Regions from separate parts of the Mus musculus genome. Here region 1 is linked to region 2. A link is a contact called in ENCODE Hi-C or POLR2A ChIA-PET data. All regions are on one chromosome and are shown on one strand. The core of a region is the stretch at or near the end of the contact, and the rest is flanking DNA. Distances in the headings are between cores, read along the strand shown. Region 1 holds the start of Mcm6 (minichromosome maintenance complex component 6). Region 2 holds the start of Zranb3 (zinc finger, RAN-binding domain containing 3).

Evidence for each region. Hi-C counts contacts between places; a loop is a spot of excess contacts on that map. ChIA-PET counts read pairs that join two places held with the same protein, here RNA polymerase II (POLR2A).
Region 1: a map of gastrocnemius shows a loop between it and region 2 (5-fold over the local background). The contact joins the promoter of Mcm6 here to the promoter of Zranb3 in region 2. A Hi-C loop is called at or near these places in 1 of 37 maps with a recorded cell type or tissue (gastrocnemius). POLR2A ChIA-PET finds 5 or more read pairs at or near these places in 1 of 5 experiments (embryonic stem cell).

What each region holds. Positions count from the first base shown.
Region 1 is chr1:128,356,967-128,363,279 of GRCm38, forward strand. Mcm6 (minichromosome maintenance complex component 6) reads right to left here and starts at 2,739. Exons shown (of 17, transcript NM_008567.2): 1 at 2,493-2,739. The coding sequence starts at 2,599.
Region 2 is chr1:128,098,226-128,105,005 of GRCm38, forward strand. It overlaps Zranb3 (zinc finger, RAN-binding domain containing 3), which reads right to left and starts at 4,246. Exons shown (of 21, transcript NM_027678.3): 1 at 4,028-4,246. R3hdm1 (R3H domain containing 1) reads left to right here and starts at 5,081. Exons shown (of 27, transcript NM_181750.2): 1 at 5,081-5,258. It also overlaps the pseudogene Gm29383.

The sequences.
Region 1 (6,313 bases), core at 1,489-3,988, 260 kb after region 2:
CAGAAATGAGGTATCACTGCTAAAGACCTCAAGAAAATGAAAGCACATTAATTGGGGAGGGGGGGCAGACCCAAAATTAATTTCTCTTCCAACTAATATCTAAAAGTACAGAAAAGGTAGTGTTGTTTCTGTCCTGGGGCTGGCATTCTTAGGAGACAAGACCCATAAACAACAAATAATGTCTCTATTGACAGAAGTGCCAGAAATCAAAGCCAATTATGCCTACTGGAATAGCTATAATAAAGATTCACAGGTGTAAAAGGTGGCATTGGTGTCATTAAAAGGTAAATTTATGAGAAAGAAGTGGCAGAGCTTGGTGATGTGGGCCTGTTAATCCTTGTTACCGAGGCTAAAGATGGAAAGTTGGAAGTTCAAGGACTGACTGGGCAACTTAAAAGGGACCTTCTCTCAAAACTAAAAAAGTCAAAAAAGGCCCAGGGAGCTGGGTGCAGTGGTGCACGCCTTTATCCCAGCAGAGAATGATTCTGTGAATCCAGACAGCTATGGCAACACAGTAAGTTCTATCAAATAAAGAAACAAAGGGGATAGATGCTGGAGACACAGACTCAGGGGCGGAATGCTTGTCTACCATGTGTAAGGCTCTGTCTGGGTTCCTTCCCTAACATTATTAAGAAAACAAGCAAGCAGCAAAAAATAGATAGCTGAGCCACCCGTGGTGACTCATGGAAAATGAAACTAACAGAAAATTTAGACATAGCTGGGTGGCGACAGTGCACACCTTTAGCCCCAGTGCTTGGGAGGCAGAGTTAAGCACATGTCTGAGTTGAAGGGGCTACACAAAGAAACCCTGTCTCAAAATAAAAACAAACAAAAAAGAAATATTTAGACTCTTCTGCAAGCAAAAGCAAAGCTGCTCTGTGAATGGAAGTTGATTATTTTAAAAACTAAGTCCTGTTTATGCTTAGCTCCAGCTCTTAGCTACCAAGAAAAGGCCCTTGGCATCTGGAAAATAGCAGGCCTGCTGGGATCACAGGCAAAGAAGTAGCTACTGCTTGTTGCCTGAATGGTCTAAAGTAGTGGTTCTCGACCTTAACGCTGAGACCCTTTAATACAGTTCCTCATGTGTGATGACCCCAACCATAAAACCATCTCATTGCTACTTCATAACTAATTTTGCTGTTATGGACCATACTGTGCATATGGATCTGGTATGTGCCCCAAGGGATCCTGATCTACATGTTGAGAACTGCTGGTTTACACAGACTTTAATCAAAAGGAGACTTGGGTTTTGAAGGACAAGCAGCTGTACCGACTGCCAAAAACATTACAAAGGTTGGAACATAGAATTTAAATTCCAGAGGGTTATTTTTGTTTGTTTTGTTTTTCAGCACCAGACTTTCTATGTAGCCCTGAGCTCTGTCCTGGAACTCACTTTGTAGACCAGGCTGGCCTTGAACTCATAGGATCCGTCTACCGCTGGCTTGTGCCCAACACTGGCCTGCTTACAGTTTTAAGTATAGCAGAACTTCAAAAGATAGCTGTAGAGCCAAAAGGACGACTAGATCAGCAATATGTGGTAACCAGTATACGCGTGCCATGTCATTTTATTCTGCCTTAAAAGGCAAACCCTTGATTACAATAAGCTGCATGTCTAGCAAAATTAGCCACACACACTTATCGGAGGCACCTATAGTGATCCAGTTCAATGTTAGAAGTGTGGCAGGTGTCAGGAGGCTAGGAGAGTTAGAGAGGCTCTAACTATTTAGTAGGTAGAGTTGGAAGAGTTTCAAACAGGGATCATTGTACAAGTTGAATGCACCTCAAGATGCTTGTTGTACACTCCCAAAAGGTCAAAACTCTTAAGTTTTTGTTATATACTGACATAATCTTTAAAAAGAAAAAGAAAAGAATTGTTTACTATTGGAGGCGGAAGAGTAAGGAGCACACTGGTATGTGGTTGCTGCTAGGTGCTAGAAGCGGAGGGAGGGATGGGAAGGAGGCAGCTAGATGTCTAGAACAATTCTTTCATTATATAGGGCAGAACTCATTTCACTGAACAGTCATCAAGCCATAGATTCCTGTTAGAACGAGCTGGCCCAGGTTTGCTTGCATTGCAAGCTCCTGGTTCTGGGCTGTGTGCCCAACCCTACTCAAGAGGTAACGCCCCCCCCCCCCCCCCCCACCTCCCAAAAAACCAAACTCTGGCCTCACTGGGTTGCGACGTGAGTCCTGCTGGGATTCATTCCCAGCATCGCCCCAACTAGTCATGGCGGTGCACATCTGTCATTCCAGCACAAGCTAAGCGGAGGCTGGAGGATTACAAGTTCAAAATCATCTTTGGCTACACAGCGAGTTCGAAACCCTGTTTTAGAAACGTAATGAAAAAGCAGCACAGTATGACACAAGGGAGCGCTGCGGTGAAGAAAGGAGTCGAGGAGGCTTCGGATTCCCGCCGGGCCGGGGCCCATCCCTTCCGGAGCACACATGGCCCCGGTCTCCGCCCGGCCCGCGAGCCCCCGGAGGCCACTCACTCTTCCAGGAAGTCTAGGAACAGCTTCTGGCATTTCTCGGCCACCTCGTCGCGCACCTCCGGGTGCTGGCTTCCGGCGCCGGGCTCCGCGGCCGCTGCGAGGTCCATGGCGGCGCCGAGAGTACGCGCTGCTGAGGGAAGACCACCGCGGAGGAGAGTCCGCAGCTGCAGATAGCCCGGCCGCAGGTTCCACGCGTAGCTCCTTCCGCGCTGCCACTTCGCGCGCGCCTCCGGCTAGCCCCGCCCTCTCACCTCAGCCAATAACAGGGTAGGAGCTGAGCTACTTCGCGCCAAACCCGTCCAATCAATGGCGGTTCCGTACAGAGCCCCGCCCACCGCACGCACTTTTCGCGCCAAAAGCATACGCCATGAAGCTTTTGCCCATGCGCAATGTAGTCGCACCCACCCTCTGGTTGTTTTGGCTTGAGGAGCTAACCCCTCCCTCTCTCCCTTTACCCCCAGAGTTTATGTATAGACTTTTTTGGGTTTTTTTGTTTTGTTTTTGGTCACTCAGGGTTAAACCTACTGTGAATTGTGCATCTGGAGGAAGTAAGGTATGAGCAAACCAAACTACAGGAGAGAGCCCCTTAAAAGTCAGGTGGAGGACAGGAGCAAAGGCTTAGAGAGTAACTCATTCCGCAGCGGACCCAAGCTTGTTTCTTAGCAGCTACATGAGACAGTCACCACCTTTAACTCCAGCTTAGCGACTTTGATACCCTCTTCTGACTTCTAAGAACACATGTGCATACACATACACTTAAAAAGACAGAGATAGATATATTCTGACAATCTGCATACCATTTGACTTTCTTTTCTTTTTTAAACTGAGAGGGTCTCACATAGCCCAGGCTGGCCTTGAATTCTGGGTTCACGTGGTGCTGGGACTGAACCTAAAGCCTTCTGAGTGTAGAACAAGGACTACCTTGCTAGTAAATGATCCACATTGCCAGTCCCTCCTCGACTTTGATAGCTTAGTGCTGATAACTTGTTTCACCACCAGCACTTTTATCCTGGGCTTCCAGGACACAGTAAACCTGGACCAGAATAAATAAGTCACTTTTTCGAGGCTTACTGGATGTTAAAAATTTAATGCCAGGCAGAGTATATAAAATTAATACTTTTATAATCTATTAGGAAATATACTATAGAGATCTGCAATTGAAGGTGTTGAAGACTTGAAGCCTCAAATCCCTCCCTCCTTTGCCAACTCCAAATGTAGCCTTCACTGAGTGAGAATCCTGGGGCTTTCTAGAGAAACAAAACTGATAAAGACACACACACAGGATTTACTAAGTTTAGCATACAGGCTGTTGTCTGGCTAGCTCAACAGTGGCTGTCTTCCAATAAAAACGCCAAGCAGATGGTGGTTCAGCCCACAAGGCTGGATGTCTTAGCAGGTTTTCATTAAATGTTGGGAGTCCTGAAGAAACAGGTTCTAATACATTAATTGCTGCCTCAGCAGCAGGATGATAGATGGACTTGCCAGTGAGAGTGAGGACAGGCAGGCAAACGCACAAAAGGCTTCCTTCTGTGTCATTTTAGGTATGCTGTCACCAGGTGTGGCCCAGATATTGGATGGGCCTTTTTATTTTTAGAGAGAGTATTTCTTTTCTTTTTCTTTTTTTCTTTTTTTTTTTGTTTTTTTGTTTTTTTCGAGACAGGGTTTCTCTGTGTAGCCCTGGCTGTCCTCGAACTCAGAAATCTGCCTGCCTCTGCCTCCCGAGTGCTGGGATTAAAGGCGTGCGCCAGTATTTCTATGTGTAGTAATCCTGGCTTCCTGGAACCTGATTTGTAGACCAGGCTGGCCTTGAAGTCAAGAGATCCAGCTGCCCTTGCCTTCCAAAAACCACTCCGGGGCTTTTAGGGTGTGGGTCTTCTGATTACAAAAGATGCAGATTTAAGGTAAATCTTCTCACGTCACAGAATCCAACCAAGAAAACCCTTCACAAGTGTGCCCAGATGCCCAGGTTTAGTTGATAGTGTGAGTGTGTGGTGTGTGTTTTGTTACATTTTTTTTCCTTAAAAGCTCCAGACCAGCTAGCTAGTGCTACAAAGTGAGACCCTGCCTTAAATAGATAAATAAATAAATAAATAAATAAATAAATAAATAAATAAATAAATGAAAACTGTTTTTCTGAGTCAGATAACCCAACTCCAGAGAGACTGGATGGTTTGTGGATACTAGTTCTGAATCCTTAGATGTGTGTATATTGTTAGAAATAACAGCAGAAATCAGCAAAGTTGTAGAACACGCTCTAGAAAGGAGAATAACAGATCACAAATGCTACGCAAGGGAAGACAACTGGAGACAGCCCCTGTGGTGTTGAGCTTTTACTCTGGGAGAGGGAAGGCAAGACAGAGAAAGCGGGAGAGAGGGAGGATTAGAGCATTAAGGGTGACTGAAAAGTTATAGCATATACACATATGAAGATACATTTCCTGAAGTTATTCCAATTGCAGCGATAACACTCCCTTTCAAAAGATACAGATTAATACAAACTCCAGTCCTAGGCAGCAAAATCTTCTCTTCAAGTTGTTGGCCAAGGAAGTCCGAAAGACTGCCCCCCCAAAATACAGTTATCTTAGACCTTGAAGGTAAAACCCTATTGCCATAGACACCACACACTTCGGATCTAGAACTTGAAGAAATCAAAAACAAACCTGAGAGTCTCTCCCCTGAAGATTCCCTCAGAAGCCAAAAGATGCAAAAATCTAATTTTTCTTTGTAAATGGATGTCAATTGGAGACAGTTTCCAGGTTGGGGATAGGAGCTTGTGTCAATTTCCCTTGCAAGCACTGGGTCTCTGTTGGCTTGAACCTATGTAGGCCCTATGCATGCTGTCACATTCTGCATCCCAGTGTGCATCGATCGATCCTGTTGTATCTGAGAGACAATGCTTCCTTGGTGTCATCCATCCTCTCTGGCCCTTACAGTCCTTTGGCCTCTTCCACATAGCCTCCTGAAGCCTGAAGGGAGAGGCTTGATCAAGGCAATCTCACTCTCTGCACATTGTCCAGTTGTGGGTCTGCGTTAGTTTTCACCCACTGCAAGAGGAAGCTTCTCTGATGCTGGCTGAATAAGGCACTGATCTATGGGTATAGACAGATGTCCTTATGAGTCATTTGTTATGTTCCTTTAACAGAATAGTATTTGATTTCCTCTAGGCCCATGGCCTATCTAGTCTAAAGGCTACCTGAGCTCAGGTACAGTGCTACTCCTCTCCTGGTGCTTAGTGCCTGGCATCACTAAGCTTCTACAAAATGGATGTTTTGTCTCTAGGGATGGTGCTACAGTAGACCACAGCCATCAACTCCTGTTGTTGGCAGACAGTCACTCAAGTTAGAGACTAGCACAGATATGGTGAGTTCAGCTCATGTTGATCTACAGTGTGGACCAGGAAGCACCCCTGGAGCAAGAGTGGGATGGAGGTATGTCAACCCCTGGAAATCTTCCCGAGACTGGCAGGAGTAGGATCACTTCCCACCTGCCCCAGGTCTGTGCGTCTTGCCCACATAACTCTGTGCCCTCACTCTTTCATCCCCACCCCAGGGGGTCATGTAGCCCAGTAGCCAGGTTAAACTTTCTGGCAGCTCCTGGAACTCCTTATACAAATGAGGCATCCCCAGCATCCTGGCCTTGGCCAATGATGCACAATCACCTGGAAAGCCCCTACCCACCCCACAAATGTTTAAGTAGCTGTTGTCTGCAACCCCCTCCGATCCCCATTAAACGACTTGTCTCACTGAAGCTATCTTCCAAGAGTCTGTTCTCTTAAGACTCACAGCTGCCTGAGGTCTCTTCCACTCCTGGCCATCCTGCCT
Region 2 (6,780 bases), core at 2,996-5,495:
TTCCCTTCAGTTTTTTTTGAGGCAGGGTTTCTTTATGTAGCCCTGGCTGTACTGGAACTTGTTCTGTAGAGCAGGCTAGCCTCAAACTCAGAGAGATCCTTTTGCCTCTGCCTCCCAAGTGCTGGGAATTAAAGGCGTACACAACCATGCTGGGTTTGAAGTATTTCTTTAAAAATATTATGATGCTAAGACAGCAACAAGCTACAAGACATCAATGGGCAATATACATATAAAACATTTTCAGCCAGGTGGGGTACATATAGATACAAAGTAATGAGTCATCACTTTACAATCAGACTGGATAGAGTAAAGAGATAGGAAAGAGGAAGGAGGTGGCTGAAGACAAGGCTCAGTGGGTAAAGTGTTTGTTATCCAAGTCTGAGAACCTGAATTCTGACCTCCATAGAACCCATACAAAATTAAACTGTAACCCAAGCACTGGGGTGGGGAGGTCAAAGACAATAGGGTCCTGGCAGCTCCCAAGCTAGCCAGTCTAACTGATTGGGAAGCTTCCCGTTCAGTGAAAGTCTGTCTTAAAAAGTATAGTGGGCCCGGCGTGGTGGCCCACGCCTTTAATCCCAGCACTCTGGAGGCAGAGGCAGGCGGATTTCTGAGTTCAAGGCCAGCCTGGTCTCCAAAGTGAGTTCCAGGACAGCCAGAGCTACACAGAGAAACCCTGTCTCAAAAAAACCAAAAAAGTATAGTGGGGAAGAGAAGGAAGAAGACACCCCAACGTGAAATTCTGGTTTCCACATGCACCCACACAAGGGAGTACAGCTGCACACCACGCACACAGGAAACGGGTTCTCTCATACAGTGCTATTGTAAAGAACGTGGAAATATTCCTCCTGGAGAATAATCTAGGAGTCATAGAGACTCTTCGGATGAACCTAAAAGTAGCCGACAAGTCAGAGGGTAAAAGCTCCCGCAGCCAAGGCCAGTGACCTGAGTCTGCTCTCCAGTCCCACCTGATAGAAGAGAACTGACTGCCCCAGGGTAAACTCCGGTCCACAGGGTCTGTACACACTCAGAAACAAAGGATCTGCCCTCCTGTACTCCTGCAGCACTAGCCACAAAAGCCAGGAAGGGAAAGCAAACTAAATGCCTGCCAACAGATGAATTCATTTATAAAATGTGATACTTAAGTGCCAGGGACTCAGCATTGAGAAGGAAATCCTTGCACAGCCTACATGAATGAACTCTGGAGATATTAAGTTAAATAAGCTAGTTATAAAATGTCAAACGCTGCAGGAGTCTGTTCCTTTACATGAGATAGAAGATAAGCTCTTGGAAACAGAAAGCAGAATGGTGCTTGCAAGGAGTCAGGCAGAGTGAAAACAGAATTTTTTGCTATGTAAGAAAGACCTTTCACAGCTGTATTGTACACCAAGGTATAAAAGGTTAATGCACTGTAAAGTCCACACTTAATGCTTAAAATGGTAGATTTTGTTATATACTTTCATTACAGTAACAAAAAAATATTACTGATTGGCAACTGTAAATAACCATTAGCAAGAAATAGGTTATATTTGAGCTACATCATGGAATACAGGCATCATAAACAATGACAGTAATATTGTCATAATTAACCCACTGTGCTTTAAATAAAGCAGTAGCATGCCATCCTAACAGGTCACTCTGTACCCAGGATACAATCCACACAACTACAGGTCATTCTGTAAAGGGGAACAATTGGGAGGTGGGGGAGGAACAGGACTGAGGGCCAGCAGAAAGAATCAAAACAGGCAATCTTGGGAGTTGGAGGTAGGGGGACCCTCTAGAATGTACCAGAGATCCAGGAGGTGAGACTCTCTCAGGACTCAAAGGGAGGGACCTTGGATGAAATGCCCTACAGTGGGGAGAGGAACTTGTAGAATCCACCTCCAGTGGAAGCATGGGGTTGCCATCCCACAGTCAAATACTCTGACCCATAATTGTTCCTATCTGGAAAAAACTGCCTGGACTAAAATGGAGAACAGCCTGAGGAAAAAGAGGTCCAGCTACAGGCCTAAAGTGGGATCCAGCTCAAGGGGAGGCCCCAAGACCTGACACATTACTGAGGCTATGGAGTTCTCACAAAAAGGGACAGATCATGACTGCCCTCCGAAGACCCAACAAGCAGCTGAGTCAGATGCAGATACTTCCACCCAACCAATGAACAGAGGCTGCTGACCCTGTGGTTGAATTAGGGAAAAGCTGGAAGGAGCTGAGGAGGAGGGCAACCCTGTTGGAGGAACAGCAGTCTCAAGTAACCTGGACTCCCGAGATCTCTCAGACAATGGGCCACCAACCAGGCAGCATGCACCAGCTGATATGAGGATTCCCAACACATCCACAGCAGAGGACTGCAGGGTCTGGACTAAGTGAGAGAAGATGCATCTAACCCTCAAGAGACTGGAGGCCCCAGGGAGTAGGGAGGTCTGGTGGGGTGGGGGCATCCTCTTGGAGATTGGGGGTGGAGGGAACTATAGGATGAGGAACAGTCAGGGGGCGGAACAGGATGGGGATAAAGACTGGACTGTAAAAAAACCTAACAGGTCATTCTGCAGAGGGCCAAGAATAATGGGCCAGTGGTTCACTTGCTGCTTTTGCGGAGGACTCAGGTTAGATTTGTAGCACCTAGAAGGTGGCTCACAACCATTTGGAACTTCTGTTTCAGGAGATCCAATGACTTCTTATAGGCATGTACATGGTGCACATACATGCACGCACTCAGACACATAAAATAAATAAACCTTTAAGAAAAAAACAAAACAGAACAAAAAGTAACACCTTTTTGCTAGGCATGGTGGTGACAGCCTTTAATCCCAGCATCCCGGTGGCAGGGGAAGGCTGAACTTTTTGAGATTCCTAAACATTTGAGAAGCAATGGTTTAGAGTTGAAAGTGAGGCTGGAACACAGTGACAAAGCACATTATCCAGCAAATGCAAGGCTCTCGGTTTGTCTCCAGCACTCAAAAAAATAAAAGACATACTAAACACCCTTAGCCCTTTTGGGGCTCAGATTAAATATTCAGTAATATGATTGTCATTATTACTACATATTGACTTCTACTCTGGAAGGACTTATGAAAAAAATCCCAACTAAGCATTTATGGACAATGCTAAGTTATCACTTGAAACTCTAACTCCTAGATGGGGATGATGCCTTCTGTTTAATATTCATATAGCACACACACACACTTGCACACACACACGTGAAAGTATTATATTGAAAAGCAAAAACATTTATTTTCTTTAAAAAAGTAAGAGTGTTTTGTCTGCTTGGAAGTTGCAGATATATTTCTGTCTCTGGGATTGCACTAGTTAGGACTCTCATCCACATAGTATATAAAACACCTCTTAACAGTTCTGGACACAGACTTAATACTTCAATAAAAATAATGAAAATAGAAAGGAATGGTTTTTAAATCTAAAAGTAGAAAGCAAAGAGGAAACCAAATCAACACACAAAACATAACTATGAAGATGCTAAATTTGGAGATATTAAAAAGACCAAGTAACATAAATTTTGCTTAATCTTTCTAACTCGTTTTAAACAAAACTTACCTTTCTGTGCACTCTTCAATCCTTTAAGCCTAGTATATTTACCACTAGTGTAAGTGCTCAATAAATATTTATGAGAAAAGTAGTAAGACAAAGTCTCCATAAAAATGATGGAGGAGACTTTTTTTTTTTTAAGATCCTGTTCAAAGGCAACTTCTGACTTCTGGGGACTATTTGTATAAATGGGAGGAATTAGTTCAGAATTTCCAATACCTTCCAGGACATGAACCTATGCTGCTTCACAGACAGTAGCTAAAGGCAAATTAAAGCATCCTCTACAAACTCAAGAGTGAACAGATCTGATAAACACTGGCTCTGCAAGACTAAGTAGCAAAGTAGAAAATTACATTACAGGCTCGAGAATTACACCCATGCCATTTCATATTTCTGGATGGGTTTTTTTAGGGGGAGGGGGCAGTGCGGGGGGGGGGGTTATTTTAGACAAGGTGAATTCTGTAGTCCCAGCTGTTTTAAAACTCACTCTGTAGCCCAGGCTATGAACTCGCGGCGACCTTTCAGCTTCCAGCTGTTACAGGCATCAGCCACCACGCCCGACTGTTACCCACTATTTTCTTATAGCGCAATTAAAGTGCAGTCAATTTCCCATCTCTTGCCCTATACAGTCCGCCAAAATGCAGCACTAGCTTCATAATCTTCAACTCCCGCCAAACTTTTTGCAAGCGTCTTCAACTAAGCGGAAGTGACGTTAAACGGATGACCTAGACTTGGAAGAGTTCAAATACCAGCACTCTAAAACATTGTAATGTGTTGAGAAAATTCCCAACCCTGTTATATTCTCCTTCCTTTAGCGATGCGAAAAGACCTGACTAGAACCTTGCGACTTCATTCTCAACTCCAAATTATTCAAAAATTTCCTCTTACTCATCTAGACAAGGAGGTTACACCGTAACCTCTCAAGAACTACAATTCCCATGAAACACTACCGGAAGCAAAATGAGGAAAACAGGGTCTCAAAGCATCTTGGGAACTGTAGTCGCAGGAGCCAAAGTGCTCAGAAGCCCTGCCTCCACCACTAAGACTGGAGGAACCAGGTGTTCAGCCTGGAACCCGTTACCGCTAAGGGGCGGAGCCACATCCTTAAAGCCTTCCTCTCATCTTCCCACATGAACGACAAAATTGTCCTTTCATCCTTAAAAAGCTCTATAATCATTCCCTGAAGAAAGAGAGTTGTCTACCACATCTCCAGTGATTAAAATCGCCCGGAACTCGCCCACCTCAGGATTCTACTCGTGGGAAAGGTGGCTCTTTCACAAGTGGGCAAAATGGCTGTCCTCCTAGCTTTATCATTGGTTGACTCTTACGTCGTTCAGGGACGACAACTTGCCCGGGATTGGTTCTTTTTCTTTTGTGGGTGGAGATAGACTTAGTCCCGTTCTCCCGCTGTCCCGCAGTGATAATGGGGGTGGAGCGAAAGTGGTTTTCAAACGCTGATTGGATAATTTGTATGTCACTTAATGTTGACCTAGCGTATGAGGTAGGCTGCTTTCCGTCAACGCGACGGAGAGGCGGGGCCAGTGCGTGGTGGGAAGGGGCGGGATTCTGCCGCCGCGGCTGCCGCTGGAGCCGGTGTCCGGGCTGGTGATGGGGTTAATTCCCTTCCGTGAGACTCTACCTTGCAACCAGCCGGCCCCGCCGTCGCCCCGCTGTGCCGCGCTCCCGCCACCTCCTCCTGCTCCTTCTCAGTAACGCGGGTAAGAGATGCTGTCCCCTCCCCCGCGGCGCCCCGGGAATAACGCGCTCGCTCCCCTCCCCCGCCCGCCAACCGGTAGCGCTAACGGAGCGGGAGAGTGAGGCAGCCGGGGAGCTAAGCGCTGAGGAGACGGCGTCCCTCCCCTCTCCTCCGGCCCGCCAGGGGCCGTCGGGTTCTGAGGCGAGCCCTCTAGTCGCCTCCACCGCGCGGTGCCCGCCGCTTCGCTGGGGGCCATGTGCAGCGCCAACCCCTTGAGGCCTAGCGGGGGAGCTGGGGACAGGTTCCCGAGCGTCCCTGCTGCAGCTGCTGCTCTTGCGAGCCCTGGAGATCCGGGGAGGACGGAGGGGAAAAGCAACATAGTCAGGCCAGGCTGGAGCAGGGACCGTTCGCGGAACTGTTCTCCGGGGCCTGGACCAGATGCCCGGGGCTGATACCCCCGCTCCGGGGAATTGTCACACACACCAAAAGGGAAACAGCACGTCGTGCCCGTACTGCCCGTACTGCTAGAAAAAACACAGTGGGGAAATTAGCAAGAAAGTTGAATGACTGTCAGAGCCTTGGTCGTTGATGGACGAACCTACGGGGGACGTTATGATGTAAATCCCCCTCCCCCCTTTCCATCCCTGTATATTAGAAGTTTTTTTTTTTTTCTTCTTGTGGTTATGTACCAGAGATTGTCACTGTTGTCTGAAGTTGCTTTTAAGGAGAAACAAAATTGGGTTTGGCTGTTGTGACTTCTGTGAATTGGGTCCTGAGAGAGCAAGTCCCCTAAACTAGTTAGAGGTGAAGAGGTATCTTCCAAAGCAGTGCTGCTTACTAAATAATAAGGTGCATTTCTGAAGAGGTAAAAATAGAATTTCTAGCATGAATGAATACACACAAACACACATATCCCACTCCTAAGGTTATAGTTTGGCTGGGTCACGTTAAAGAATCTCATACCATACTCCCCTTTATTTTAGATTTTTTCCCTGGACAGGGTCTCTCTGTGTAGCCCTGGCTGTCCTGGTACTCACAATGTAGACCAGGCTGGCCTTGAGCTCACAGAATCCACCTGTCTCTGCCTCCCAAGAGCTGGGATCAAAGGTGTGGCCCCCCATCGCCCAGCTAAAGAAACCTCTTAAATTTAAATGTCATTGATTCCAAGAGCATCGAGTCATAAAAAGATGAAATCAACCTCGAAGCCCCTTCCTTATAATACTTGAATCAGTAGAGTTCATGTAGCTACCCATTTAACTGAAGAAATATCATTCTCTTCAGATTTTATGTCTTTATATTTTAGGGGATTGTCTTATAATTGTATCAGATTTTGATAGTGTGCCCATCTTTTCAAATTCCACTCTGCTTTTTCAGCCTAGGAGAATATGACTTTAGTGGACCCTGTAATCTATAATAGGCATGGCTACAGACCACCCCATTTCTAAGATTTATTTGTTTTAGAGAGAACACTGGTTCTGAATAAACAACCTATGCTTTGACTAATAGACTATTTCTTCTGGGTCACAGAAGTACCTTAGGAATCT